Regions from separate parts of the Mus musculus genome. Here all the other regions are linked to region 7. A link is a loop called in an ENCODE intact Hi-C map of the cell type or tissue named here. Cell type or tissue: gastrocnemius. All regions are shown on one strand.

Evidence for each region. Hi-C counts contacts between places; a loop is a spot of excess contacts. Peaks named below come from ENCODE experiments on the same cell type or tissue, not always from the same donor. Only the 100,000 strongest peaks of a DNase experiment are listed, where the experiment ranks them.
Region 1: a loop joins it to region 7, with 3 times the contacts of the local background. A loop is called at or near these places in 20 of 42 quality-filtered maps.
Region 2: a loop joins it to region 7, with 2.1 times the contacts of the local background. A loop is called at or near these places in 2 of 42 quality-filtered maps.
Region 3: it touches region 7 in a loop (11-fold over the local background); 28 of 42 quality-filtered maps call a loop at or near these places.
Region 4: a loop joins it to region 7, with 2.9 times the contacts of the local background. A loop is called at or near these places in 20 of 42 quality-filtered maps.
Region 5: a loop joins it to region 7, with 9 times the contacts of the local background. A loop is called at or near these places in 33 of 42 quality-filtered maps.
Region 6: it touches region 7 in a loop (4-fold over the local background); 22 of 42 quality-filtered maps call a loop at or near these places.

What each region holds. Positions count from the first base shown.
Region 1 is chr17:14,219,260-14,223,259 of GRCm38, reverse strand. No RefSeq gene overlaps it. Among named protein-coding and RNA genes, the nearest start is that of Gm41531, 4.8 kb to the left of the region's middle. In gastrocnemius, a CTCF peak has its summit at 2,227 (motif pointing right); DNase peaks (open chromatin) are centred at 810 and 2,241.
Region 2 is chr17:14,696,050-14,700,049 of GRCm38, reverse strand. No RefSeq gene overlaps it. Among named protein-coding and RNA genes, the nearest start is that of Thbs2, 3.8 kb to the right of the region's middle. In gastrocnemius, a CTCF peak has its summit at 1,633; a DNase peak (open chromatin) is centred at 3,490; H3K27ac peaks cover 184 bases.
Region 3 is chr17:14,544,303-14,548,302 of GRCm38, reverse strand. No RefSeq gene overlaps it. Among named protein-coding and RNA genes, the nearest start is that of Gm34916, 24 kb to the right of the region's middle. In gastrocnemius, a CTCF peak has its summit at 2,395 (motif pointing left); DNase peaks (open chromatin) are centred at 1,970 and 2,358; H3K4me3 peaks cover 500 bases; H3K27ac peaks cover 1,449 bases.
Region 4 is chr17:14,231,210-14,235,209 of GRCm38, reverse strand. The region is part of intron 1 of Gm41531 (a long non-coding RNA gene); the gene reads right to left. Among named protein-coding and RNA genes, the nearest start is that of Gm41531, 7.1 kb to the right of the region's middle. In gastrocnemius, CTCF peaks have their summits at 1,364 (motif pointing left) and 2,373 (motif pointing left); a DNase peak (open chromatin) is centred at 2,372.
Region 5 is chr17:14,522,400-14,526,399 of GRCm38, reverse strand. It overlaps Gm34916 (a long non-coding RNA gene), which reads left to right and starts at 3,974. Exons shown (of 3, transcript XR_385417.2): 1 at 3,974-4,000. In gastrocnemius, a CTCF peak has its summit at 1,803 (motif pointing left); a DNase peak (open chromatin) is centred at 1,782.
Region 6 is chr17:14,286,344-14,290,343 of GRCm38, reverse strand. The region is part of intron 1 of Smoc2 (SPARC related modular calcium binding 2); the gene reads right to left. Among named protein-coding and RNA genes, the nearest start is that of Gm52280, 7.8 kb to the right of the region's middle. In gastrocnemius, a CTCF peak has its summit at 1,931 (motif pointing left); a DNase peak (open chromatin) is centred at 1,930; H3K4me3 peaks cover 170 bases; H3K27ac peaks cover 737 bases.
Region 7 is chr17:14,903,014-14,907,013 of GRCm38, reverse strand. It overlaps Wdr27 (WD repeat domain 27), which reads left to right. Exons shown (of 25, transcript NM_175173.3): 18 at 3,456-3,577. Among named protein-coding and RNA genes, the nearest start is that of Wdr27, 38 kb to the left of the region's middle. In gastrocnemius, a CTCF peak has its summit at 1,992 (motif pointing right); a DNase peak (open chromatin) is centred at 1,998; H3K27ac peaks cover 961 bases.

The sequences.
Region 1 (4,000 bases), 680 kb after region 7:
GGTGTGGGATCCTCTAGAAAGTACCAGAGACCTGGGAGGTAAGAGTCTAAGAACTCAATGGGGGTGGCTTTAGCTAAGATGCTCAACATTGAGGAGGGGAAACTTGATGAGTCCACCTCCAGTAGACAGACAGGGCCTCAAGCAGAGAGACAGGGCTACCAACCCCCAGTCAGAATTTCTGACCCTAAACTGTTCCTGTCTAAAAGACCTGCAGGAGTAAAAATGGAGACGAGACTGAAGGAAAGGCAGTCCAATGACCAGCCCAACTTGGGATCCATCTCATGAGAGAACATCCAAGGCCTATTAGTGATGCTATGATGTGCTTACAGATGGGAGCCTGGCATGGCTGTTCTCTGAGAGGCCCTACAGGCAGCTGACTGAGACAGAAGCAGATACTTACAGCCAACCATTGAACTAAGGTCAGGGACCCCTATGGTTGAATTAGGGAAAGGACTGAAGAAGTTGAAGGGGAGAGTGATCCCATAGGAAGACCAGCATTCTCAATTTACCCAGACCCCAGGGACCTCCCAGAGACTGAGCCACCAATCAGGAGCATACACGGGCCAGTCTGAGGCCTCAGGCACAAGTATAGCAGAGGTCTGCCTGGTCAGACCTTAGTGGGAGAAGATGGAGACTTGAGACCCCCCAGGGAACGGGCAGGCCTGGTGTGGAGGGGGAGCACCCTCTTGGAGGCAAGGGGGAGGAAGAATGGGATGAGGAACTGTGGGAGAGGGGACCTGACCGAGGGTGGGGGGTGTGGGGGGAAGGCATGCAACGACAAGAATGTAAATAAATTTTTAAAAGGTCATCCAAGGCCTCTTTCCACCAGGGGGTGCCAGACCCCAACAGCACTGACAGGATTAGAGGGCAGGGAGACAGCCACAAGGCCACCAGCAGCTGAGGAATTCCTCCCTGCTGGGACAAAGGGGAATCCTTGACTTAGGAAGCTTACATACGTGACAGCAAGCAACACAAATGGGGGGGGGGGGGGGGGAGAAAGAAAATGACTGTAGTTTGAGTTGGTGGCATGAATGGATAACCCAGTTTGCATTTTCAATTTCCAGCAGCCTTATTGAGGTGTAATGTAATCGTCACAGAATAAACCACCTCTCTGGAGAGTACACGGGGCACCATGAGCCCCTAGCGATTAGGATGCATGCTCTAATGGTTTCCCTCTGTGCTCCACGCATGCATGGTCCAAGCCGCTCCTGGCTCCAGAGGCTGCTGTGTAGCCAGCGGATGGATGGTCACACAGATCTCCACTCACCTGCTCTGTATGGTTACTTCTTGTATGTGCATGTGGACGCACACATGTGTGTGTGCACATCAAGACCTAAAGTTGACATTAAGGGTCTCTCCACTGAACCCACAGATCTCCAATTCTGACTAGTCCAGCTAGCCAGCTTACTCCAAGGATGTACTGTCTATGCTTCTTGAGTGGCTGAGATTACAGGGAGCCACTGGACCTGCCTGCTCTTAGGTGGGTGCCAGGGTTCTGAACTCAGAATCTCATGTTCATTCAGTCTCCCACAAGGCCCCCTAACTCTTCAGTCTCAGTTTATTCGAAGGTCTTTGAAGCCTTTCCAGTACCCAACCCAGTTCTGACAAGTTCTTTCCCTCTCCCCTCCCCTCCCCTCCCCTCCCCTCCCCTCCCCTCCCCTCCCTTTTCCTCCCCTCCCCTCCTCCTCCTCTTCTCTCCTCTCCTCCTCCTCTTCCCCTTCCTCCCCCCCCCCCGTCCTTATTTCAACCATATCTATCCATACCCACAAATCACTGGAGGTGTTCTGAATTGCTTCTTCACTGTGATGCAAGTCTTCCAGAACTCTCCACATGTCAGACCCCCTCCCTCAGATGTAGCTAAAATAAAAAGTGTGACCCTGAAACACTGCGGTAAGGCTGCGTCTGTCAGGTAGCAGAAGCCTGTGCAGCTCTGATGACATGGCTTCTGAACTGGGTAGGGCATGAAGTACTTGTTATCAAACCCTCATCTTGCACACAAAGAGAACACAGGTAAGACCCGCTAAACAGTCAAGCTTTCAGACCTTTTTCGCACAGTGGGCAAGTGGACTTCAAATAAGGCCATAAGCTTAACATTCTTCAGTGTGGGAAGGACTGGTGAATTTCATTCTAATTTCTACAAGAAAATGAGGTTCTCTAGGTTTCCTATGGGGGAGAATTCTGAGCCACTCCATATTCCTCTTCTCTTTGAGGACCCTGCAACTCCCATATAAACACCAGAGGGCGCACTTCCCACACTGGAAGGTGAGAGTGCAAACTTGCAAGAGCACACACACACACACACACATGCAGGTTCACAGACACATGCACACACACATGCACACACACACATCACCAGAGGCTATGATGTTCATTTAAAAACAGATGTCTGGTTGTTTTAGAAGCAACGATACTTTTAGTGTACTCTCATTTGGCATCAAAACGCTGTCTAGACGGCTGAGTCCTCACAGCCTAGGTCCTGCTGCCTCAGCCAAACCACAAAAGCCTCGGAGTATTGATCCTTTTAAATTAATAAACTTTTAATATGTATTGATGAGCACGTATAAAAGTAGAAAAATCTCCAGCATGACAAGGACACATGACCCTCCAACTCAACAAAGACGTATGACCCATGACTTAAGTAAGAGAAGAAAATCCATATCTAAAATAGCTACCCCTGAGCCCCATAGAGTAGAACCTGATGGAAAGGCCAAAGCTGCAAGGGAGAGTGTGCCCCTGGTCCCATCCTTGTAAACCTGGAACCCAGAGAGCACAGGAGCCCCCCACCCCCACCCCACCCCCCCAGCCACCCTGACTGTGACATGGTTCTGGACCAAGCAGGAAGAACTCAAGGAAACTTCCCTTAAGAATCCAACTGTATGTCTAGAAAAATGAATCCCAGTATGTGCTTCCAAGGTGACGGAGCCCTCAGACACCGGACAAAGGCCAGAGCAAGTAACACTTCCCTGAGGGACCGTGCTCCTGAGGTGTAGTTCAAGAAGACCTAGGATTGTAACTGTAAATCGCTGAGCACATGGATAACAAACCAGAGAAGCAAAGCCCGAGGAAGCCATGTGGCCGAGCAGACTCAGGCCCTCTCATGGCATGGGCTAAATTCAGTATATGATTTGAAGATGTATTTAAAGAAATATAACAACAACAATAAGACAAAGGGAAATTAAGCTATAATAGTGAATGGGTTTGGTTTTAAAACCTAGAGATAAAACCTAGAAATGAAAGTTTTGTTTGGAGCTGAGAAAGAAGGAAGGACCATCCAGAGACTGCCCCACTCAGGAAGCCATCCCATATACAACCACCAAACACAGACACTATTGCAGACGCCAGAAAGATTTTGCTGACAGGACCCTGATATAGCTTTCTCTTGTAAGGCTATGCCAGTGCCTGGCAAACACAAAAGTGGATGCTCAAAGTCAGCTATTGGATGGAACACAGGGGCCCCAATGGAAGAGCTAGAGAAAGTACCCAAGGAGCTAAAGGGGTCTGCAACCCTTTAGGAGAAACAATATGAACCAGTACCCCCTAGAGCTGTGTCTCTAGCTGCATATGTAGCAGAGGATGGCCTACTTGGCCATCAGTGGGAGGAGAGGCCTTTGGTCTTGCGAAGATCATATGCCCCAGTACAGGGGAATGCCAGGGCCAGGAAGCAGGAGTGGGTGGGTTGGGGAGTAGGGTGGGGGGAGGGCATAGGGGGATTTGGGGATAGCATTTGAAATGTAAATGAAGAAAATATCTAATAAAATTTTTACTTAATTAATTAATTAATTTAATTTTTTTTAAAAAAAGAAAGTTTTGATACTAGCAATCAGGTGGAGCCAGCCCAAGAAAGCGGTGAAGGACTTGTGTTGGTCCTGGGGAGAATGCAAGGAAAGTCGTCTGCATTCAGTAAGAATCAGGCTCACTGTACTTCAGGGATCTGTGTGAAAGCCAGAGGCATTGCAAAGATATTAGACAAGAGCAGAGATGGTGACTCGCCTGACAGTAA
Region 2 (4,000 bases), 210 kb after region 7:
CTCCAGATAGGACACTGAGTGTCACAAAGTCTTTGACCTGTGGGCCTCACCCTTTTTACCAAGTCTTGTGCCCAAACCATATGTGGCCAAGTCTTGAGCGACTGCAGTCATAGTCCCTGATGGGCACTCACATCTGTCCTGTGAATGAGGCTTCAGGATGTTGGGACAGATGGACAGGGCTCATTTACCTGTCTCCTTGCACATATATCCTATTTGACACATGACTTTTCTGAGCCGTGATCTTGATAACTGGCTCAGACTGGTACCAAGTCAATCATCTCTCTGTTTCCATCTTGGGACTGCTGTACTACCACATTAAGGCAAGACACTGGTTTATCTCCTACATTTTTCGCCTTCGTTGGCAGCAGAGAAATTCTTGGACCCTGTCACCAGACACCAGCCCACAGTCTCTTACTGTCTCTTCCTTTTCCTTTCTACATCAGCGATCAAGTCCTTCTTTATACCGTATCTGAGAATGTCTTCCTAGGGTCGCAGATGTCAACAAGCACAGTCGTGTAAAGATGACCATGTGGATATCAGTAGACCTCCTCAGCACCTTCCTGTCTGGGACGCCCTGAGAGCATGTGGGGTTTGAACCTATGTGCAGATGTTGACTCTCACACTATGTATTGGGATTTTGGATGTCCTATTTTTTCCAACCCATATATTTCTTATTTCCTATCTTTAGATTTAACTATCAAGCAGTAGCTAGAAAACTCCATTAGGGAGGGATTGGTGTTGCCCAGACATTGGATTTGCTTCTTCTCCCTGCTCCCTTTCTGTGCTCATGTGTGACCTTTTCTACTCAGAGGGCTTGTCATAATCTATAATCAGCTGATGACTAAGTCATATATCCAAAGCAGGATTGTACACACTCCAGAAGATGGCATGAAGCATCAGCTGGTGCCACCTGCAGAGATGTAATAGAAGGAGGAGCCCAGCCCACAAAAGCCTCAACATACAAATATTCTGTCCCTTCTCACTATGGCACTCAATCTCTGCACCCAGGCTTCATAAGTGCCCCCTGCACCAGTGGGTAAGTGGGTGAGGGGCCCTCAGGCCACACTCTGGATATCTACATACCCTTCCAGAGTCCTATCACCACTGGTCAAACATAATCCTACCACTCCAAGTCTATTTGACCTTACTCTCATTTGCTCTGTCGATTCAGAGTGGCTCTCCAGAAACGTGACCATGAGCACAAAGGCCAGGAAACTAGGACCCGGATTCTCAATTTTGAACTTCTGTTCCTTCTGCCCACAGCAGCTGCAGCCTCTTCTTAGATTCTGGTTATTAGATCCTGGGCAACACTGGTTGTGTGGAAGAAATCTCCTCCCAAGTGAAGGCCTCCAAGACCTCCAAGACTGCTGAGCTGGGCTGTCCAACTCCTTTAAGTACTGTGAACCTTAGGTATAAAGGAGACTAATTTATCCATCCCTTACAAGTATGTTCCTGTGCCACACGGACATTCAGCTCAGAATTGAACTCAGCTGATCACTCGTTAGGCCTGTCTCTTGTTCTGCACAGTCTCGGGATCTGGAGGGGTGTATGCCCATCTGATCCATTATCCTGTCCACACTATCCCCACTGCTTTCAAGAGATGAACTTGAACTTTCCCTTCTGTGGATCACAGTCCAGCCACACGTGGGCGTCTGATGCCTATGTTCTGAAAGCATTGATCTGACAGAATGTGTTGCCTGTGGAGATCACACTGACCTCCAGCTCTGGGGCAGAGTTTATATGATTAGAACAGCTCATCCTCTCAGGACCTCTTGCTTCATCACCAACGCCCCCTATCTGACTTGCATTGGTATAATAAGCTTTTATCCTGCTTTTAGGAAGTGTTTCCAGCAGGATTGTGTGGGGTGCTCTAGTCTCTCCTCCAACTTCTCCACACTCACTACCCTGTTCTCTTCCCTCCTCCCCCTGCCATTAGGCCAGCATCACTGGCTACCCTGGTTTTCCGTCTGAGCTGAACTAAGATGCAGTAGATCAGTAGGACTTGTCCTCTGTGGGACATAATGGGAATTCCCATTATGCTGCTTGCATAGTATTATAGGGTAGTTTTTAAATGATATCTGTAGTACTGAGCTTGAGGCACGGTATCTATGAGGCTGTATGTTCCTCATGACAGGTTTCTGTCCAGCAGTGTTTCTGCCAAGTGAGATGTCTGTTAAGCAGTGTGTCTGACAGGTGAGGGTTAAAGGAAAAAAATTGTCCCACAGTTCTGGGGGCCAAAAGTCTGAATTCATGACGCGAATAGACCAGGCTCTAGTGCCTGGGGACCATTCCTGTCTCCTATGTCCTTAGTGTTCCTAGAAGTCCTTGATGATACTCAAACTGAATAAACGCTACTCTAGGATCCACCTGCTTTATTGTATGTATTCTGGTTACAGTCAGCTGGCTGAGTCCCTGAGCTAAACACAGAGGAAAGTTATGAGTAGTGGACTTGCTTGTTCAGTGCTGGCAGACCCGGGCTCACGAATACCAAAGAGTGTGAGCATCAATGACAGCAGACTTTACAGTCTGAGGTTTATAGTTTTGAGACCCAGAAGCTCATGTGTCTGGTGCTAGGGTGGGAGACATGTAGCTCTGCAGACTCAGGCTGAAGTCTTACTGCCTTGGGCTTCAGTTGTCAGAATCCTGGCACTGGTAAACTGGAGTTATCTTTGGTTCTTGGCAGCTGCTATAGAAGAATCCGTCTGAACCACCTAATATTGCGGCTCTCAAGCCTTCTCAGTCATGCATGATCTATGGCTCCTAATGGCCATAAGTGTCGCAGTTTTTGAGCCTTGCATGTCAGGACCCTTGGCAGCTCTCCGGAACACTCCCAGGAACGAGGCTCCATGTTCTCTTACAATCTTGTTTATATTCACTCTTCTGACACTCTCTGGAACTCTCTGAGTTTCCTTCTTGCTGCTATGTGTCCCATCGTTGGTTCTGATGCCACTGTTGCTACTTCTCTTTGACCTCTTCTTTGTGTTCCCAGTACAGGCTGCTCTGTTTTTGACAAAGTCAAGAGACAAAGACAAGATCACTTAGAAGGAGACTTTCATTGAGCCTAGTTCTTCAGTACGAAGAGCAGCATGGAAGTGTGCCTTCCAGTTCACTTGAAAAGTGAACTGTTTATGTAACCAGAAAGGAATGTGAGTGACAAGGGCATTTTAATCAGTCATGATCAACTTTTTTTGAAAGTGAAACATGGCATTATACCGACCCCAGCCCTTCTGTTGGGTCACCAGGGGAAGTGCTTTCCTCTGACCTGGATGAATATAATAACTACAGAGTTATCTAGTGTTTACTACTGTGGGCTTTCCAGAGTGGTCATTGCTGAAGCATGTCTTCAGCCATGTCCTGACCTTCTGAGAGTGCTGAAGGATCCTTAGAATTACTGTAAAGTGTACAAAGCCACCAACTCCGCTATGTAGACAGTATGGCTGGTTGCCAGAAAATGGTTGGCTTGGCTGACAGTTCTTTGCCCAGAGCTGCCAGACAGTCAATGGCCACAGAAAGCATCAGTAGTGTGTCCTCAGAATAGACCTAATGAGGGCTCGGCACAGAGCTGACCGCACTGCAGCATTCAACCGTGCTTTCCAGTCTTGCACTCCCACAGCGGCCCAGCCAGGGATGGCCAAGTACCTCTGATCACTATCACTCCTGTCATTGGGTTGACACTCTTCTATTCTAATGAGGGCAGAAGCAGTTGGTGGGAACAGACTTCCTTTGACACGACTTCATCTTAGTGTTCTCCTATATGAAGACTCTGGTCCAGCAAATTAACATCCACAGAGTCCCATAGACACACTCCCTCAGACCTTCCTCTCTCTACCCCTCTCTGTGTCTTGTGCCTTCCTCACATGTTACTTGGATAACCCCAGCTTCTCTATTATCTTTTTACTGGCCCCATTGCTACATCATACCCCTTCCAAGGGCACTGAGTAAGGTGGCTTGGAGAGTCAGTCCCCTTTATGCTATAGAATGGACATGAGGGTCAATGACA
Region 3 (4,000 bases), 360 kb after region 7:
GAACACGATGCTGTCCAGCTGGACTCCTAGACTTGCCCCAGGGTGAGATGGGGAGAAAGTGGCACTTTTTATCCTTTTAAAGTTACAACATCATTGCCCCATAAAACTGGCGAGTGTTTCTGAGAATCAGACTTATACCCAGCAACACTATCTATCGTAATTGAAAAGAAAAGCCTTCCATAATAAAAACAAGCAAAAGGGATTTATAACAACTAAGCCAGCTTTACAAAGGACACTTTACACTGAAAAGGATGAATATGCCCAAGAGGCCACAGAAGAAAGTTAACGCCAGGATAAATCTGCTAAAGGAGTCTAGAGAAAACCACCACAAAGCAACAGCACGACAGAAATTAATGCACATCTCTTAATAACAACTTTGAATATTAATAGTCTCCATTTCCCTCTTAAAAGAAATCACAAGCTTGGATTAAAAATCAGGATCCATCTTTATGCTGCCCATGAGAAACACACCTCACTAGCAAAGACACAGACTTGGGTAAAGAATAGAGAGCTCTACCGCCAATAGACAAGACTAGGAAACAAGCCAGGGTCTCTGTGTTAACATCTGTTGAAATAGACTTCAGATCTAATCTAGTGAGGGAGATAAGGACGTTCATTTCATACTTACTAATGGGAAATCCATCACAAGATTTTATAGTTTAAGACACATACACACCCAGTGGAAAAGCTTCCAGCTTGTCAGAACAAATGCTAAGTGTATAGTCACAGATTAACCCCAATAAAGTAATTGTGAGTGACCTCAACTCCCTACTCTCAATAAGTCATCTGGACAAAACAAAAAGAGTTAAATGGCATTATAAAACATACAGACATCCCTGTGGTGCTTTCTGAGAAATGGATTACGTGCTAGGACATAAAATTTGAAAGCACTTTCTGCATTCTATCTGATCACAGCAAAATAAAAAGGCTGGGTAGCCACAGCAAGGGAGACTACTGGAAGCACACAAATACATGGAAGCTAACCACTGTGGATGACAGCCAGGCCACGAAGAAATCAAGGAGGAAGCAGAAAGGTTCCTAGAATAGAATGAAAGTGAAAACTCAGCATTCCAAAAATTATGTGTCAATAAAAGAAGTCCTGAGAGGAAAGGACTGGCAAACCCTTAGCTATTAACCAAATGAAAAAGATAGGATCCAAACCAAGAAAATTAGAGATGAAAAGAGAAATATAGGGCATGCCATGGAAAATCTGAAATGAACAGACAGTTTTCTAGATTCATATGACCTATGAAAGTTAAAGTACAAAGAAATAAATGATCCAAACAGACCAACATGATTGAAGCAGCAGCAGAAATTAATAATAATAATAATAATAATAATAATAATAATAATAAATATGTCTCCCAACTAAAAAGAACCCAGTGTATTCATCAGCGAATTCTAGCAGATCTTTGAAGAATGACAAATACCAACAAAATAGAAAGGGAAAGAATGCTGCCAAACTCTTTGGAGGAGATCATGATTCCCTAATGTCAAAACCAAACACACACACACACACACACACACACACACACGCACACACACACACACACACACACACACGATTCTAAAGATGAAACAGAAAATTGCCTTAAAGCTTATAAACACGTGCATCAACGTGGCAAGACAAAAATTAATGCAAACACAAATACAGTAACCTTTCTATATATCAATAACAAGCATACTGAAAAACGGAAATAGAGAAGGGGCAGCTTGTACCTACTAGCTCCAGGACCAGTTGTCACTCAAGAACTTTTAAAGACTGTAGATCTTCCAGAGTCAGGAAAGGTTGGATATTGGGAAAATAAAGATCTTGCATGATAGTGAAGTGTACAGCCACAGAAAGCAGACTCTGAGGATGACACACACCTTGATCATTGCCAAGCACAGTAAATGCTGGCTGAGCCGGGCACGAGGGAGCTCAGGCTGTCTTCATAACAAGGAACTGAATGGGTATCTGGGTAGGAGCCAAATTTTCTAGAGCTCTCCAGCAGAGCTGGGGCCATCTGCTTGTCCCCACCCATTGAAACCCGCGTGATTATGTTTGTTTGCATATTTTCCTTCTTAGCCATTCAAGTCGTGGACCAGTAAAGGTTCTAATCAATTCTGGGAAATGTGGAACAATGGCCAGGACAGTCAGAATTCATTACGCAGAAGCCCAGAAGGGAACTCTGAGGTTAGGGTGAGGATCGGCCAGTGTCCCCGTTTCTTCATTTCTCCTAGTGAGTCACAGCTGAGTTATGAACCTGCTTCATCTCGTGCGACAACCATACCGAATACAGAAGTTCCTCACCCACGCTGGGTGGAGGGGTTGGCTCCGAGGTGATTAGTGACCTCACCTAAAACGGATCTGTGGGGTTTCGTATGAGGCCCTCTGGCGCCACCAAGTGGCCAGCCTAGCAGTCCCTCTGGTCACTCTTGCATAATTTGCTGCAGAGTCCCAGTTCCTGATTCCTGATTCTGGATTAAAATGTGAGTTTTGTCATTGCCGGTTCGTTAGATATGCTCATTATCCTCTGCAATCCATCTTTAGGTATACGAATTTCTGGGTGTTAAAATTTTTTTTTTTTTTTTTTTGCAGACAGCACACACTGCTCCAGCAAGCACACAGGCTCTTAGCATTTGGCTGAGCCCCTGAGAATCAATCTATCCTGTCATTGTGCCAACATTCTCCAGTGGGAAAATGTGTGTATCACCTATGGGATCAGGATTCTTTCACATGTGATAATGGAATGGCAATTCACCATAGTTCTGTGTTTGTGGACTGTATGCATGTGCATTCCACAGCACACTTTTGAAAATCAGAGTCCATCTTTGACTTCCACCTTATCTGAGACAGTATCTCTTCTTGTTTGCCATTAATTCCAGCCAACCAGCTCCCTTGTAAGTTTCCAGGAATTCTCCTGTCTCCACCGTAATCTGGTCTAAGAGCATGAGAATTATGGATGTGTGCTACTATACCAGGCTTTACATGAGTTCTGGGCATGAGCATTTAAATTCCAGTTCTCGGGGTCATGTAGAAAGCACTATATCGCCTGAGCCACCTCCACAGCTCTATAAAGTGTTGTCAATGGCTTCTTCTCTGCTTTTATTTCCTGACTATAATGAGGGTTGCAGGCAGGGATCTCCAGTGCACAAGCCAAGGGCTCTTGCACTGAGCTACAGCCCTAGGCACAGTTTTATTTTAATTGAGTTGTAACAACACTCATAGAGAGGCAAGAAGGTAAAGGGTAGAAATCTTCAGAAACCCACTTCACTATCCAGTGATGCAGGATTTGCAGATTGTCCTTGTCCGGTATTCAGCTTTGCACTCTCCCAGCTGCATCTTCTGTGATGCAAAGTCTCTGGCTTTATTAAACTCAAATTTATTATTTTCATCTTTCATGAATCATAAGTTTCCTGCTGAATCTGGTAACATACCTCATTCTGTCTACACAGCTGTGATTCACGTTTTTAGTAGAAGGCTTAAAGTTTCTCATTTCACAGGCAGGTCTATAACATATGGATTAATCGTTGCATATGGTGCATGGTATAGACTTGTTTTTTATTTTTTTGGCATATGAATATGCACTTGCTCCAGCATCATTGTCTGAAAATACTTTTTCTTTACTATAATGACTATGCACCTTTGGTAAAAATCACTTTTCTGTACCTAGATGTGATTCTGTGTTTGGAATACTACCATTTCCTATTGATTTGCCTATTGCTATGGCAACACCACACTGCATCAATCATCAGGAGAACATCACAGTGTATTTGTCTCCATGACAACACCATATGGTTCCTGTCACAGTGACAACACCACACTGTATCATCGTGTAGCTTTGCATTAAAATCTGGTCTTGTGAGGTCTATAATTTTACTGGTTAAATTCCTCGTTTCAAGACATTATTTTCCTCACTCTACAGTCCCTCTCAGAATTGTTGTGGATTCCATATGTTTTTTACTTTTTGGTCTGAATTTCAGATTCAGTTTGTTGGTGTCTGAGGAGAGTTGCTGG
Region 4 (4,000 bases), 670 kb after region 7:
CGTTACCAGTAAGTCAACACAGGTGCGCATTAGGCGCTGCCAGGCAGGTGACGGTTTGTTTTCCTTTCCCTTCACAATCATCCTTTTTATTCACCTCAGCTCAGATCTAAGCCCTCATCCCTTCGTGGATCAAGGAGGAAATGTCACCTGGCACTTGTTAGGTATTAAGTTTCCTTATCAATAACGGCCTGCCCGCCCAGTTTATCCTGGCCTCGGGCACCTGCAAGGCCATAAAAGACTGTAAGATAGAGCCACCAGCCTGGAGCCCCCAGAGAGCACTGTTGCTGAGGGCCAGCCACATGCTCCTGCTCCGGGCACACCACATCAAAGCCAACTACATCTAAGTAGCCAAATACGGCCATAAAACCAATGAAAGGCCTTGTCAGCTTCATTCAGGCAGCTGGCTGCTTCATGTCACTGATGAAGACTCTCTAGGAGACACGTGTCCATGGAGAAGAAGATGAGCAGTGAGCTGGGCTGTAGGTTGGGGAGAGACCCAAAGGAGGCCTCACTCTGGAGACCAACCCAAGAGGTGACTCAAGACCAACAGGACTGCAGGGAGAGTGACTGAGTCTTTGAACTACATCTAGATCAGGCTTTGTCACCATGAATATCATCTTAGGCCAGTAACTGGCCACAGGTGACACTGTTATGGCCTCTGGCCAGGCTGTGTTCCTGGTGGTTTGTATACCTGTGAGTAAGGCCAAGTAAGGATGTGTGCACAGATATGGGCATATGTATGTGTATATACATGTGTGCAAGAATTGTGTAAGCAAGCACATACATGTATACTTGGGTACAGAGATATATGAGAGATATGTGCACATGTGTGCATCCTTGTGTGAAGGATGCATGTACGTGTGCGTTTTGTGTATTCCTATGTTCGGGGGTACCTGTTAATGTGCATGCAAGTGTTCACATGGTACCCCAAAGGCATTGTACCTGATCTGGTTATTGGTTCTGGAAATTTCCGTCCCTTTTTTGCAGCACTAACCAAAGATACTTTCAGAGGAATCTGTCCCCACACCCTTCTCAGGGCAACAGGTGACAGATAGACAGACAGACATTTCTCTTTCCAGCATCTGCTCGTCATTCCTCCTTCTCCTGACCTGCTGAGAGTGCTTGTGGAGTCTGGGACCATCCAGACAGGGTGGCCTAGGGGCTGTGCTAGCCTTTTCAGAACTGATAAAGGAACAAGAAAACATTGTACTCTGACCATAATACTCTTGAAGAAGCAGAGAACTTTTAGGGTCTCAGCACCAAGGTTTGCCATTATCCAGCTCCACGGCCACTATGGGGATCAGTTTCCCTGCCTTGGGTCGTAAAGCCTTGAACACACCTGTACCTGAGATCCCAGTGCCATCTAGTGGTTCATAACCTGTTCCTGCAGGTGGCTAAGTGCTCAGCAGCAGAGGAAACAGCCCCACCCCACCCCCTAACTTGTTACAAACTGAGTTTTGTCACTCAGCACGACACATCAAAACTCCAACTCTTAGTTCCTGTGAATGTGAACGTAGCCAGGAATGGAGCTTTGGCTGATGCCAAGTTAAAATGAGGTCATAGAGGGGCCAGAATCAGGTTAGGGGACAAGAAGGAATGAGACACTAAATAGAGCACCTGTGTCCATTTCATCCTGTGTCCAGGATGCCTCTGCATTCAAACCACCCACCATTCTGGCATAGGAGGCTTAAGGTACATGTGCCAAAGCTATGGAGTGTTTCTGAAGTGATGTAGCTTTTTCCAACACTCAGGTAACAGGGACATTGGCCAGACCCAGTGATATTCAGCAGGTGTTTGCATCCAACCTCAGGGAAACTTGTGTCTTCTGCTCTGTCCACTTGCTCAGATTTTCTGGGCCAGCACCATGTTGACCGAGTGTGGCTTCTGCCTCTTTGTTTTGCCAGTGACAGAAAAGGAGGTCAGACACGCTTGCATTTTCTAACCAAAGTATTCATTACAAGCTGGTTTTGCAAAATAACAATTCATTTGAGTGGTACTTGTCTAAGTCACAAAATCCTGAACCACTGACCTTCAAGAACCAGAGAGGATGAAGAGGTCCTGAATCTTGCTGTCCAGCCTGCCCATTGCCAGCAGAACTCCTAGACCCAGCCACAGTTTGCCGAGGATATCTCAAACAGCCTCCATCTGGCTGCTCTAATCCTTCAGTGGACTTTACATCTGGGTCTATCTATGGCAAAGCAGATAGCTGCTCCCCAAGGAGGACCTCCCTGTGGTTTAGCAAACAGAACATTTGAAGCTAAGTGTGGAAAGCTTACAGGGACTGCTTCTCTTTTGTAACAGGCTAGGCACCACTCAAGACCAACTCTGAAATGAGCCAGAGGGCTTCATCCAGTGTGGGTCAAGGGTGCCCCCTGCTGGCACTACTTCTCAAGTTGGTCATTTCATGAGCAAGAGGTTGAAAGGACTCTAGGTCTCTCCAGGCTCCTGGTAGCCGTGTACCCACTTCTGAGCACTAGAGCACAAGCTACTGACCCACCTCCTGGTAGGAATGAGAAAGTCTGTGTTTATTCCTGTCAGTGTGGCATCTCAGGCACAACGCAGCCTTTGCACACTGTTTCGCTGCTCCTCGTGCCTAACATACACTGACATAAAAATATACAAGTCACAGGACCACACATACATTTCTATTATATCTACTGTACAGAGTCCTCTTAGATAGATGCTTCTGGAATTCATAGGGTGGGAACATCAATCTTGGCAGGGACCCCATGTGAACACCTTCAGAGTGTGTCACAACTGCTGCCCTGCTCATGAAAGTGTAGGCACATTGCGGTGTGTGCTCGTGACACCCAGTCCAATACGGCGCCTCTGTGCAGGACTGGGAGAGAGAACGCAGGCCCGTTTTCTTTCTCCTAACAAATTCTCTAACTTAAACTGTCTCTGAGGGTTCCCTGGTAATCCAGAAAGTCGGGTCAGAAGCGGCCATCTTCATCCAGAACTTCTCTGTTCTGATGCTTGCTTCTTTAGCTCGGATGCCCAGCCAGGCTGAGGCAATGCAGCAAGCTCTCCTTGGAGACTCCTACAGGGGAAAGCTTGCAGAGGAAGGAGGGGAAAGAGCGGGCGCTGTAGGGAGAAAGCCTGCAAGCCAAAAAGAAAAAGCTCACAATGAGAGAGACCTTACAGGAAGAAAGCATTTGCAGGGAGAGAAGGGGAGCTTGCAGAGAGGCAGGGGAGAAAGAGGGGGGGAGGGAGGGAGGGAGAGAGAGGAGGGGAGGGGAGGGGAGGGGAGGGCAGAGGGGAGGGGAGGGGAGGGGAGGGGAGGGCAGAGGGGAGGGGAGAGGGGAGGGGAGGGGAGGGGAGAGGGGAGGGGAGGGGAACTTTAGGGGCAGCCCATGCATGGATTAGAAATAAGGAGCCTTGAGTGGGCCCTGCTTTTTCTGCTCTCCTTTGCAATTTGGAGCAAGGGCAAGAGAAGAAAAAATGAAGATCAATTAATTCACCGTCTGCCTAAGGAGGAGCTGGGAGTGGCTGTCACAGCTAACTAAGGGTCACAGGGTTCTCTGTGTTCTGCCAGCTTTCTTCTGAAACCATTCATCACTCAGGCTCCGCACTTTGACACAGCTTTTGCCAAAATCTTGCAGAAAGTTAGAAACGGAATCACAAAGTACTGAGGGCCTCGCACTGAGCCAGCAAGTCTGCAGGTCATTCTCCAGATGAGAAACCAAAACAGCTACAGTGCTGCGAGTGACTGTAAATACAGTCTTAGTGAGCAGAGCTTTTCACCTACGGGCTCCAACCAAGAACAGAACTTCTGTCTGCCCAGTGTGTGGTTAATCCTGCCTCCCTCCGAGGGAAGAGCACTAAGGATACTGCAGAGCTGTTTCCATTGCTCAGGCCTGGTCCCATTTATCATCGCCTGCGATGGCTCCTTGTTTGTACTGGAAGATGTGGGGTTAGATGTCAGCATCCATCGCAGAGGTGGTTAAAGCAAAGCATGGAGATCATCCATCAAGCGGCAGTAAAGGCACGGAGCCAAGAG
Region 5 (4,000 bases), 380 kb after region 7:
ACTGTTATGTCATGGATGCATCAAAATGGAGGATTTCTGGACAAGGAAGATGGCTCTAGTTATAATGAATTAAAACTGTCTCTAATGTATTGGACAAAGCTGAAATGGCCTGGGATAAAAGGGACAATGGATACTGGGTATGGAAAAATACAAGTCGGTTGGCAGAGGAGAAGTTGAGAATGAGAGATACCATATGCTGATTAACATGTGCAAACAGAGTCCCATGGAGTGAGCCTGGGGTGCTCACAGCTACTGTGACCATGGAGAGTTGTAGAGGATTTTTTTTTTCTTGCTTCATGACTTTATTTGGTGACAGCATTATGTTACATAGCCGAGGCTGGCCTTGGGTGTATACTACTACCACACCAGCTTCTTCAGAGCCATCTCTGTAGCGCGACCATTAGCACTCCCAGACAGGCAGAGCAGCACTCTCTGGTCTGTGGGCTGGCACTTGCAGATATTTTGGATCCCTGTTCTGATTACTTTGGAAGCAGTGTGTGCATTAAGTGTCCTCCACAAAACAGATGTCACTGGGCTCTGTTGCTTAGGACACGGGGTTTTCATGTGGAGTGGTTTATGTAGCCTTGTTGAGAGAGAGTATTTCACTCAGCTTTAGAAGTTCAATTCCTGCCTCCTTTATCTCCCTCTCCCCCCACATTCTCTTCTGAGGCTCCATTTCCTGGGGCTGTCATCGTTATACTATCGAGAATTAAATGAAACCCCCCTGCAGTGCATTTTTCTAAGCCAATTATGGTGTGTTTCAGGAAGCAGTCGGAACCCAAACTCTAATATAATCCAGTTTGGGTCCAGAGAAATTCTAAAATAATCACCCTCTAGTGTAGTCTCCGGGGTTGTACACATAGATGCACACAGCCTGCCAGGCCTGCTGTCCTCGCTCCCGTCAGCCACCACTGCTTTTCTTCAGAGTTTTATCTGGGTTCTGCCTTTGCTTTTATAGAAATGTGCATTTCTGTTTCCCTTGTGATGATCCGGTCTCTATAGAGACCGTGGTGATCTCGCTCTCATTCTGTGGGTGGCCATATTGTTTAACTTTAGCCTATGTTTAAATATATTAAAACAACTCAAAGTGATTTTCCTCTGTGAGTACCAGAATCAATCAGGCCAAACTCAGATCCCACAATAGTAGACACAGTTTCTGTCCAGGTCAGAAAGACTTTTCTAAAACTCAGGGTCTCTGCTGTGGTCCCAAAATAGCAGCTACCTGCTGGTCATAGATCAGGAAGCACTTAGCGGGCAGGAAGGGATGAGATGTATTTGATTAACAGCACAGCAGAGGGTCATGGCTCGGAGCCTGGCAGGCAGAGTAGGCATGGGCACTATACACAGCCAGCCTCTCTCTTCGGTGCATGGCTTACTGGCTCACTGGTCCAGAACACAGTCAACACATGTCAGATATATGCTGAAACATACATGTGTGCACATTGTCAGTCATTATCTAGAACAGACACAGGCACACGCACACAAGTGCTCATTTTCTGTATCTAGTGTATGCCCAGAGGATACATGGCGGCTGTGTGTATCACAGGCGCATGAGTGCTTTCAGAAGTCAGATGAAGTCTGTCCAGTCCTGTGGGAGGTTGATGTGCTCCTTAAAACTACATACGTGACACTAACACGTTCCCTTATTAAACGATGGGAAGTTTATATGTTTTAAAGTAGAAGGATTACGCCTAAGGATAAAAACAAAGGCAAACTAAACTAACCAGAAAGGCCTAGGTTGATTTGAGAGAAGCCATATACTAAATGCAAGTTTCAGGCGCCCTCTGGTGGTCATAACTGCACTACAAACGCATAAGTGGCTTAGATTTGCTGTAGTTAAAATTCATTAGATTAACTATTTGGTCTTTAAATGAATAATGATATTTTATTTACACATTTCTCAGATGGTTCTGATGTGACCCTATGAGAGCAAACGAAAAAACAGCACATCAGCATCCCAAATGCTGACAGATAATCTATCTGTTCCCGTGGGAGAAGCTTGATTCAGACTTATAGTTCTGACCCCAAATTTTGAGTCAAGGTGTTATCTTATTTTCTCTGATATTTAACTCAACAGTCTATTAAGAGGATAATAAGTGTGTTATTATCAACCTCAAAGCCATGTCAAAACACCATCTGTTTGTCAAGACAGGTGTGCTGGATAGGTTTATAGCAACTCAACAGAAGCTAGAGTCATCAGAGGAGAAGGAGCTTCAGTTGAAAACACCTCCATAAGATTGAGTTGTAGGCAAGCCTGTAAGGCATTTTCTTAATTAGTGATTGATAGGGAGGGCCCAGCTCATTGTGGGTGGTGCCATCCCTGGGCTTGTGGTCCTGGGTTCTATAAGAAAGCAAGCTGAGCAAGCCACAGGGAGCAAGCCAGTAAGCAGCACCCCTCCATGGCTTCCACGTCTCCTCTTGCCTCCAGGTTCCTGCCCTGTTTGAGTTCCTGTCTTGACTCCCTTCAATGATAAACAGTACTGTGGAAATGTAAGCCAAATGAACCCTTTCCTCCCCTATTTGCATTTTGGTCACGGTGTTTTATCTCAGCAAAGAAAGCCTAACTAAGACAGCTAGTGATGCAATAAATAACCCCTAAGACAGCATAAGACACCAGGAGGAGGCTCCCTCCTCGGATTGCCCGTGCTAGAATAATGTATCCAAGTGCTCTCTTTGTATTCCAAAGCTCTGGTATTCCATATTCTCTGACGAGAATATGGCCAGTAAAAGGGCCAAAGGGGAGAGAGAGTGGAGTTTTAGGGAAACAGGAATAAATTATAAATGTCTAAACACTAAAACCAGAAATATACTCACATGGGGTCGGGAGGCAAAGAAAATAGGAACTCTTATTGCTGATGCCACTCTGAAAACATTATTGTAAGAAGTCCAGTTTGAGGCTTGCTGCAGCCATAGATGGGTTACAGATACAGAAGGAAAAGAGTAGCCCGGTGCTCAGGACCAAGTGAGTCCACCCACTGTCTCAAAGTGACAGTACAAACCCAGATGGTTGGTAAAACCTCCGTGAGTGTTGCTGAAATGAACGTATCTAAGAGGTGCTGGCTCCGCAGTGTGGTAGCCTCAGTGCGACTGTCATAGGATACCACCGTGTAGATGGTGCCAATCAACCCTGGATTGCTGTATTCCTAGGAGTTACACTGAGGTCAGGGTAAGGAAGCACCCAGGCTCTGTGAGGAATGTTATCCTGGCTCCTAGGTGTGCAATAAGCAAAGTTCATTACTTGAGTTCCCCTGACTAGAGGGAAAGTTCTGTCTGACAAGCATGGATGGAGAAGCAATAGACCTAATTTTCACTTGGCTTTGCAGCAGGGCTAGAGAGCTGCAGGGTAGACGTCTGGCTCTGCAGAAGGCATTCTCTAGCCATAATGAACTCAAATAGCCATATGGCAGGAAAATATATAACTAAATGAAAAGACTCTCATCACAGGCATGCTTAGGAGACAGGACATTGCAGGGGCTCACCAGACATGAACCACTAAAAACAAGGTTTCCTTAGACCATGACAATGAAAGGCAAACTGCACAGGGCTCATGGCAAGCAGTGTAGCAGAGAGTAGGATGAAATCACATGACCTGACTCACATCTCAACCCTGAAGAAATGATGCTCTGGAAGATGATTCTCCAACAGGAGCCCAGCTCCACCAGGGCAGCCATGGCTTCCTTTTGAAAAGCCTTGGTACTACACTAAAGTTACTAAATAGTAATTGATCAACAGACACATTTCCTGATCCATCTGTAGCCAAACAGAACTCCTGTTTGCACAAAAGGAAACTGTGGTGCCAGGGAGTGGCAGTATTTGGAAGTGTAGCCTCGTTGGAGGAAGTGTATCACTGTGGGTGTGGGCTTTAAGACCCTCCTCCTAATCATATGACAGTTGTCCCCTAGGGGCCTGCAGATGAAGATGTAGAACTTTCAGCTCCTCCTGTACCATGCCTGCCTGGATGCCGCCATACTCCTGCCTTGATGATAATGGACTGAACCTC
Region 6 (4,000 bases), 620 kb after region 7:
TCCAAGAACATGATGTGCTCTTGACAGACATGTTCCAAGCAGCCTCGTTCCTCCAGCCAGCCCTGTCTCCTCACAGCCCACTCAGGTGAACTAACCCCATCACCAGGTTAGTGCCCTTAGGATCAGGCCCACTCAGAATGCCCTCAGCTGTGACCTTAACTTTGAGCCTTTGAGACATTTTCAGATTCAAAGCAGAACAATCTAGCTCGGGGCTAGTTCACTCACCTGTCTTATATTCTCTGCTTCAGATGGTTTGCAGCCTCTGCCTCTCCATCCTTCCCTGGGAGCTTATGATAACCTCACTGGTTCTTACTAGACTCAACAGCAGCTGGAGCCGGGCAGAGCCCAACTATAGGACAGCAGAGATCTGCTCACAGGGTGGGTGGGGACGGGGCAGACAGGAACAAAGAAGTGCACACTGGGAAAGGCCTGGGAGATGAAGAGATAGAGACTGGGACAGATGGAAACCTGGAAGGATGGAAAGAAGAAGAGAAAATAAAAGAGGGAAAGAATTGAGGAGAGGTGCTGCTAGAATCCAATCAGCTAGGCAACATAGGGAGATAGGTCTGGCACATTTCAAAAGTAACAGAAAGAAAAGGGGGCAGGGACCAATAGAAATGGTGACATAGATTTGAGTGAGGGCATTAGTGTTTGGTTTTTTTTTTTTTTTAATTTTCTTGTGGTTTTTGGATAAAAGAAATGTAAATGGATTTTGACCCAGATGCCATCTGTAAGAATATACACAAGAGTGCATCTCATCAGGGCATCTGTTTAGAATGTATCTAACAAGAACAATGGTCCCAATGAGCATGTTGCTAAGAAAACACAGAGCAGAGCTGAGTATGTGGCTCAGTGGCCCTATGGTGGTGCATGCCTTTAATCCCAGCACTTGGAGGCAGAGGCAGGCAGATTTCTGAGTTCGAGGCCAGCCTGATCTACAGTGAGTTCCAGGACAGCCAGGGCTTCACAGAGAAACCCTGTCTCAAAAAAAAAGGGGGGGGGGAGGAGAAAGTGTCTAGTAAGAATATCTATACGGAAGTATTTGACAAAAATATAGCCAAAGAGGGTGTGTTCAAGGAACTGGAGAGATGGCTCAGGCTAAGAGAAAGTACTGCTCTCCCAGAGGACCACTCCAGCACTTCAGCACCCGTATCAGCCAGCTCACAACTGTCTGTAACTCTGGCCATACAAGCACCTGTGCCTCCTGCCTCCTGCCTCCTGCCTCCTGCCTCCTGCCTCCTGCCTCCTGCCTCCTGCCTCCTGCCTCCTGCCTCTCCCTTTCCCCCTCCCTCTCCCTCTCTATAAATATATCTCTAATAAGGGTGTGTCTCAATGGAAATCAAGCCAGTAGTTCACCTTCCATGAATCACATTTAAACACTTGCTGAACTACAAAGGGAGCAAACCCTTGTTGCAGTGCTGGCCACAGGACAGTGATCTGCTTGCTGTAGCTAGTTTTCTTTTACTATAGGTTAAAATTCATTTTAAAAATGTCACATTTTAGAGCTTTACTGTGAAGAGAATGGATACAATATTAACTTAGCAAACAAAATAACTCTACTCACTGCTTTACAATTAATGGGGTAGTTAAGTTTGCAACAGAAACAAAACAGAAACCCCAGAACATGCCAGCCTCCTGTTACTCCCCCCAGCCTGGCTTGTTTTAAAGACAAATTTCTACCCCTATCTGATATTTGGGTGTAACATGAGTTTGACACAAATGTCCCAGACTTCTAAATAAAGCTATTAGAAGTATCAAATACAGTGCCTCTGCTTTTTAGTTCTCTCACTTGGGACTTTGTGCCTTGAGTCAAATGTCTGAGGCTGGAAAGACTGAGCTCAATCAGAGCAGAAGATGCCTCTGTAGATGGAAGCTGCGATGGGGCTGTGGTGTCTGAAACACAGCTCATGCCCTTGGGCGCCCTCCTGTGGCAGACTTGGGAAACATTAGAAGCACCTTCCAAAGGGCGGAGGGCTAGGTTGGTACTGCCAAGAGATTGCACCTGGCTGTGTCTCTCTGGGAGGGTGGAAAGGTGGGAGAGAAGCCAAGAGTACAGAAAGGGAACTCACAGCTCCACCTGGATTATGTCTATGAATAGAAAGATCTGTCTTTGGCAACTCTACCCAAAAGATAAACCTTTTAAGAGTGAGACACTGATTGGCACAGCACCTATCTGTGTATCCGCTCAAGAAAGAACTTGAGCGTGTGCGTTCAGGTCACAGCTATTGCTCACTTTCCTTACCCGCAGGGGGTTTCCAAACTCCAAGCTGCACACAGCCAGGACATATATTTATAGTCATCTGGTAAGGAGAGGGTGAGGGCAAGTGTGATAGCATCTGGAGGAGCTCAGAAAGCTGAAAGAACACTACAGAGAGCAAAGACAGTTTGGTTATTAGTGCAGGTATCTCGATTCCATGTACAGAAGGCCTCGTGCTGCCCCTCAGAAGGGGTAGGGGTGACGTGAGGAGGGCTGCAATCACAATTCACACCCATGAACAGCCTGGGCTGGTCACACAGCCTCAACTACTACTAGTGGCCTAGTGCGACTCGGGGATCCGATTTAGCATTTTATAAATGACCACAGTTAAATCATGGGAAGGCTGGAAGCTGTGATTTTTCCAAGTCTCCTGAGGCTTTATCCAGGGACACTGAGTTAAGCAGCCAATGAAAACCAGATGAGCTTCACCTGGTGGAACGAGCCTTGGACAAGCACAACCCGGGAGCTAAGGAAGCCCCTCTGCATGAAAAACCAGAAGCACCCGGCATGGGCGTCACCCAAAGGGGATTTCCAACCTGAAATAAGACACCCAAGTACAAACGCCTGTGATCGGCACTGATAAAGTATTCCTGTGACAGAAAGGTTTACAAACAAAAACACAGCTAAGGGCGACTGGTTAGAATCTCAGGAAGTCATTAGGCGTAGTAGGCAGCCACCAGCATACATCGTAGTTCAAAGTTGTGTTTATGTCAGTGAATTTTGGCACACTTGTCTTGTACGGACGGACGGTCACATGTATTAGATGGCCAGTAACCCTTTTGTGGGGGGCCAGTGGGGGAAAACAGTAAGGGTCACTGTCCCACACAAGCACTGAGAACCACAGTGTCAGCTTCACACAAACCCATCCACCCCTGACAACAGAAACTAGGTCTGAAGAGACAGGGCTAGGAACAAGATTCTGTAGAGTCCTACCATCTCCTTTCAACCCTGGAATGGACAAGCAGTCCTCAAAGAAGAAGAAATGGTGATAGTTCTTATTGGTTGAAGAGCAGGCAGTCTTGACTTGACAGATTCTGAACCTGTACTGGAATTAAAGTCCCTGTACCACTCCTGCAGGGAGCTCCAGACATGACACGTGTTCAGGGAGGGCGCCTCACCATGCATGTAACCCATGATGTGTGAAAGAGAAAGGGGGCAGGGTTCAGGGTATCACCCTGTCTCCATGTGTAAAATGTCCTGTGCACTCACTCACGTCCTGGACAGCAGGTCTAGCCAGCACTGTCCTGGAAAAGGCCTGTGATCCATACATCGGTATCTGGTTTCCTTCAATAGTACCTTCCTTTGCTCCACCCTCTCTCTCTCCCTCTCTCCCCCTCTCTTTTTCTTTCTCTCTCCCTCTCCATCTCCCTGTCTCCCTCTCCAACTCCCTCCCCCTTCTCCACCCTTCTCTCCCCTCCTCTCCCTCTCTTCTTCTCTCCCTTGTCTCTCTCCCTCTCTCTCTTTCTCTTTCCCTCTTCCCCTCTCTCCCCCTCTTCGCCTGCCTCTCTCTCCCTCTCTCCCTTCTCTCTGTTTCTCTGTTTCTCACCCCCTCCCCTCTCTCCCCTCTCTTCCCTCTTCAAATCCCTTTTAAAAATAAGCTCCTCTAGAAGAAAGTGAAGTGGTGAAGTGTGTGCCATGGTGTGCATTGTCGCTTCAGAGGCAGGACAAACAGGTCAGAGCCACTCTTCCAGCCAGACAACAGGAGTACCCTCTGCCTGTTCACTTCCCCTCAAGGATGTAGCA
Region 7 (4,000 bases):
ACATATTCACCCCTTCTTTACCCACCCTGCTGCTTTATGTTCTTGTTTTGCTTTGCTTTGTTTTGTTTTGTTTTAAACCCATCAGTTCCAATTTGTGTTATCCATGAGCTTTTGTCTGTCTGGCCTTCACTGGAGTTTGACCTACGAGGGCCAGGCCCTTAAAGAAAGCAGACTCTCCCTCTCCCAGCTGGTTTGAGCTTGCACAAGTCTTACTCATGCTGCCAGAACTGCTGTGTGTTTATATGCCAACTGCCCTGCTGTATCTGGAAAAGAGTTTTCTTGCTCTGCCATCTCTGGCCCTTTCAGCCTCTGTTTCTTCTCCTGAGCCCTGGGAGGGAGTGCTCTAGCTGGATGTCAATGTCCCATTCAGATTGAGCACTTCAGTCTCTTACTATGTTTGCATCTTCACCAGTGGTAGGTCTCTGTGTTAATCACCGCCTGCTGAGGACGGCAGTGAATGTGCTGAAGGCTGAGAGGCGCACTAATCCATGGCTATGAGGTTAAGTCATCGGGAGTCAGTATCACACTGTGGCTGTTCAGCAGAGCACTAGGACAATGCTCCCCCTATGTCTACTAGCCACAGGTTCTTAGCCTGATGTTGGTGCCTAGTATGGGTTTCAATTTGTGGATGGGCCTTAAATCCAATCAGAATATAGTTTATCACTATTATATTCACACCATTATTACAATAGCCGTGTCCTGTCAGGCTGATGGCAGCATTCAGAGTTTGCAGCCAGGTATGACTTATGATAACTTCTCTGTGGTAGAATGCACAGCACCGCCCAGTACTATGGAAGCCAGCCAGAAGGGATGAAGCCTCAGGTTCTAACCAGCTTCATTTCTTTATAGTCTGTGACCCAAGCATGTGTGTTTCTATCAATAGGGTCTTACCGTCAGTCTCTGGATGGTAGCCAATAACATTGGCAATGGCCTGTAATATTCGGAGTTCTGTGGGACCCCAGTGGCCAGTAAGTCCAAAAGTGGTAATCATTCTGGACTCTGGGCTTTTCATTTGTTAGCCTATGGTATCTAGGAGGGGTTTGCCACCCCATTATAGAGTAACTCCATTTAAATTCTTCTTATATATGTAGTATACATTTTAAGTATACTTACTTTTACAGTGGTAGGCTTCCATGTGACTTTTTCAAAAGTTCTTCAGTGTTAGTCACCCCTCATGTTCCGTCCTCTACTCTTTGTTCCCAGCCTCTACCCCATTTAACCTTCCCTTTCCCATTACTGGCCGTCACCTCTTTATACCATCCCCCCTCTCTCTTTTTGTTTTGTTTTTCGAGACAGGGTTTCTCTGTATAGCCCTGGCTGTCCTGGAATTCACACTGTAGACTAGGCTGGTCTTGAACTCAGAAATCTGCCTGCCTCTGCCTCCCAAGTGCTGGGATTAAAGGCGTGCGCCACCACTGCCCGGCTCTTTATACCATTCCATTTGCTCTTTGCTCCCTTGAAAGCCCCACCCCAGGGTCCCTTACTAATTTTCTGAATTCCATAGGAATTCCAGATGAAACACACATATCGGAAGACTCAAAGATAACACCTATGGATTTGAGAAAACATGCAAAGTTGGTGTTTCTGAGTCTGGGTTACTACTCTCAGGATGGTTGTTTCCACCCATATCCGTTTACCTGGGGATTTCATAATTGTGCTTTTCTTAAGGGCTGAATAGCGTAGGAAATAAATATCCTATGTCTTCATTGTACATAGATGAGTTGATAGACACACAGGCTGTTTCCATATTCTGACTGTTGTGACTAGAGCCAATTGTGAACATGGAGGAGCAACCGTCTCTACAGTAGGATATAGAGTCCTTTGGGTATGCAGTGCTAGAGCTGGATCATGTGATAGTCTTTTTCCAGCTGTTTGACCAGCTTCCACACAGATTTTCACAGTGCTCCACGTTGTGTTCCCACAGTAGTGAGTAAATGTTTTTTTGCACATTTGAGAGGTCCTTTGTTCTTTTGTGGAAAATGCCAGAACTTGACACAAGAGGGCAGCAAAGGCATTTGGCATAATTTTTCTGCTTGGTAACTTTTTGCTGTTTTGAGGTCCCATTTCAGAGTGGCATTCTACTTACAGTACTTTCTGGCTTTCCAGTTCTATTTTGGTGGCTTTCTGGCCAGTGTGCTCTGGTGATACTGATTCACTGAATGCCCTTTCAATTGCAGTGTGCAAGTTCCCGTGCAGAGAGCAGCCTGGGTGGGAGGTTCCTGTTAGATTCTTGTCAAAGTTGTGGTTCCTTACGCTGCAGAGTGTACCACAGGGCACCTTGGGGTGGAATGTGATGGTTCAGCGTGTCTCGGGTCACTGGTGTTCTCCGTTTGCCTGACACTGTGCAGCCTCCAGTTCTCCTGTCTACCTGTTTCCATTGGCTCGCCCAGGAGAGAGCCCATGATGCTGTCTCCAAGTGTCTGCTTCCATGAATCCTTGGGCTCTTGGGTCTCTCGGAAACTCAGGTAGCTGTGGTTTCAAGTTTGCTTTATAGAGACTGTAAGGGCAAAGGTGAGATTAGGAGACAGCACGTTCCTTGTCAGAAGGAGATTGAGGAGTAGGGACCGCATAGCTGAAGGTCAGTCCCACCTGCCTGTGGGCTCCCTAGCAGGCGGTATGCTAGCACCTGTATAAGCCAGCATCCAAAGCAGCCATTGGCCAGAGCAGATGATCAGAGCATGTCCAAGCATCCTTAGTGAGTTCTCCTGTTTTCTCCCTTTGAAACTAAAAGAAAAGGCTTATTTATACTGATAGATCATCACAGGGTCCCGAGATCTCTGTACGATCTTTTAGAACACTGCTTGTTATACTGTGGTATTAGAACTTCCTCTGATCTGGGCACATGAAGTCAGAACTTTAAGAAATGTGAGATCTTAGAGAGGCCTCCTCTCCAACCCTCATCAGTAGGCCTTTATGTACGGAGAATCTTTTATAAGCACTACCTGTCAATAAAAGAGCTAATGGCCAGTGAGCTGAGGCAAGAAATAGGAGGCAGAGCACAGCAGGAAGAGAGAGGATCCTGGGAAATAGTAAGACAGATATAAACCAGCAGGTAAATGAACTCAGGGAAATGCCGAGAGATGCTGAGGAGACACAAAGGAAGAAGCAGGCTGGGACCAAAGGGGTTGGGGTAACTAGCTAAATGGTAGACAGAATAGTTTAAATGGTTAAATATGTTATGAGCTAGTCAGGAAATAAGCCAAAGCTTATGGCCTAGGATTTCATAATAAATAATTAGTTTCAGATTCACCATTCCAGGAGCAGGGGCAAGGAAAGAAGAAAAACCTGAATTTTCTTTTTAAAACACCTTTAATGCAAGGTTATCTGATGATGTGATTGGTCTTTTAGCCTGGCAGCAAGAAACTGCTTCCCTTATTCCTTGAGAAGCAGCAGCTCTGGCCTGTTCTTATACAGACAGACATTCTACTTGGTTTCCCTTTTTCCTGAATACCCAGGTCATGATGGAGCTGTGAGCACTATCTGCTGGAGCCATGACAAGAGGTGGCTGCTGTCTACAGGCCGAGACCGGACACTGAGGGTGTGGTCAGTTCACAGGACAGAACTCATGCTGCTTTTGGTAATGTGTACGTGAGCACCTGTGCCATGGTGGTCAGTGACATCAGACAAAGTTCTTAGTGACCCTGAGCTATAGATGGTAACAGCTGTCAGCCCTCTTTAGGGGAGACCAGCAATAGATCCAGACTGCTTAGTGACCCTGAGCTATGGACTGTCACAGCTGGCAGTCTCTCTTTGGGGAACACCAACAACAGATATAATGAGGATCTGTTTTACTACAGTGGATACACAGTGGTGGGTCAGTTTCTTATTCACATATGAAGTACATGCATATTTAACACGTAGTAACACACTCTTGGTGTGTGGTATGTCTATTGACATACATTAAATATATATTTACATTTGTTATGGTGTAAAAATAGCAAAATGCCCACAGTAAAGCACAGCTAACTTTGTTAGTTTCTTGTTATATCGCAGAGGTAAT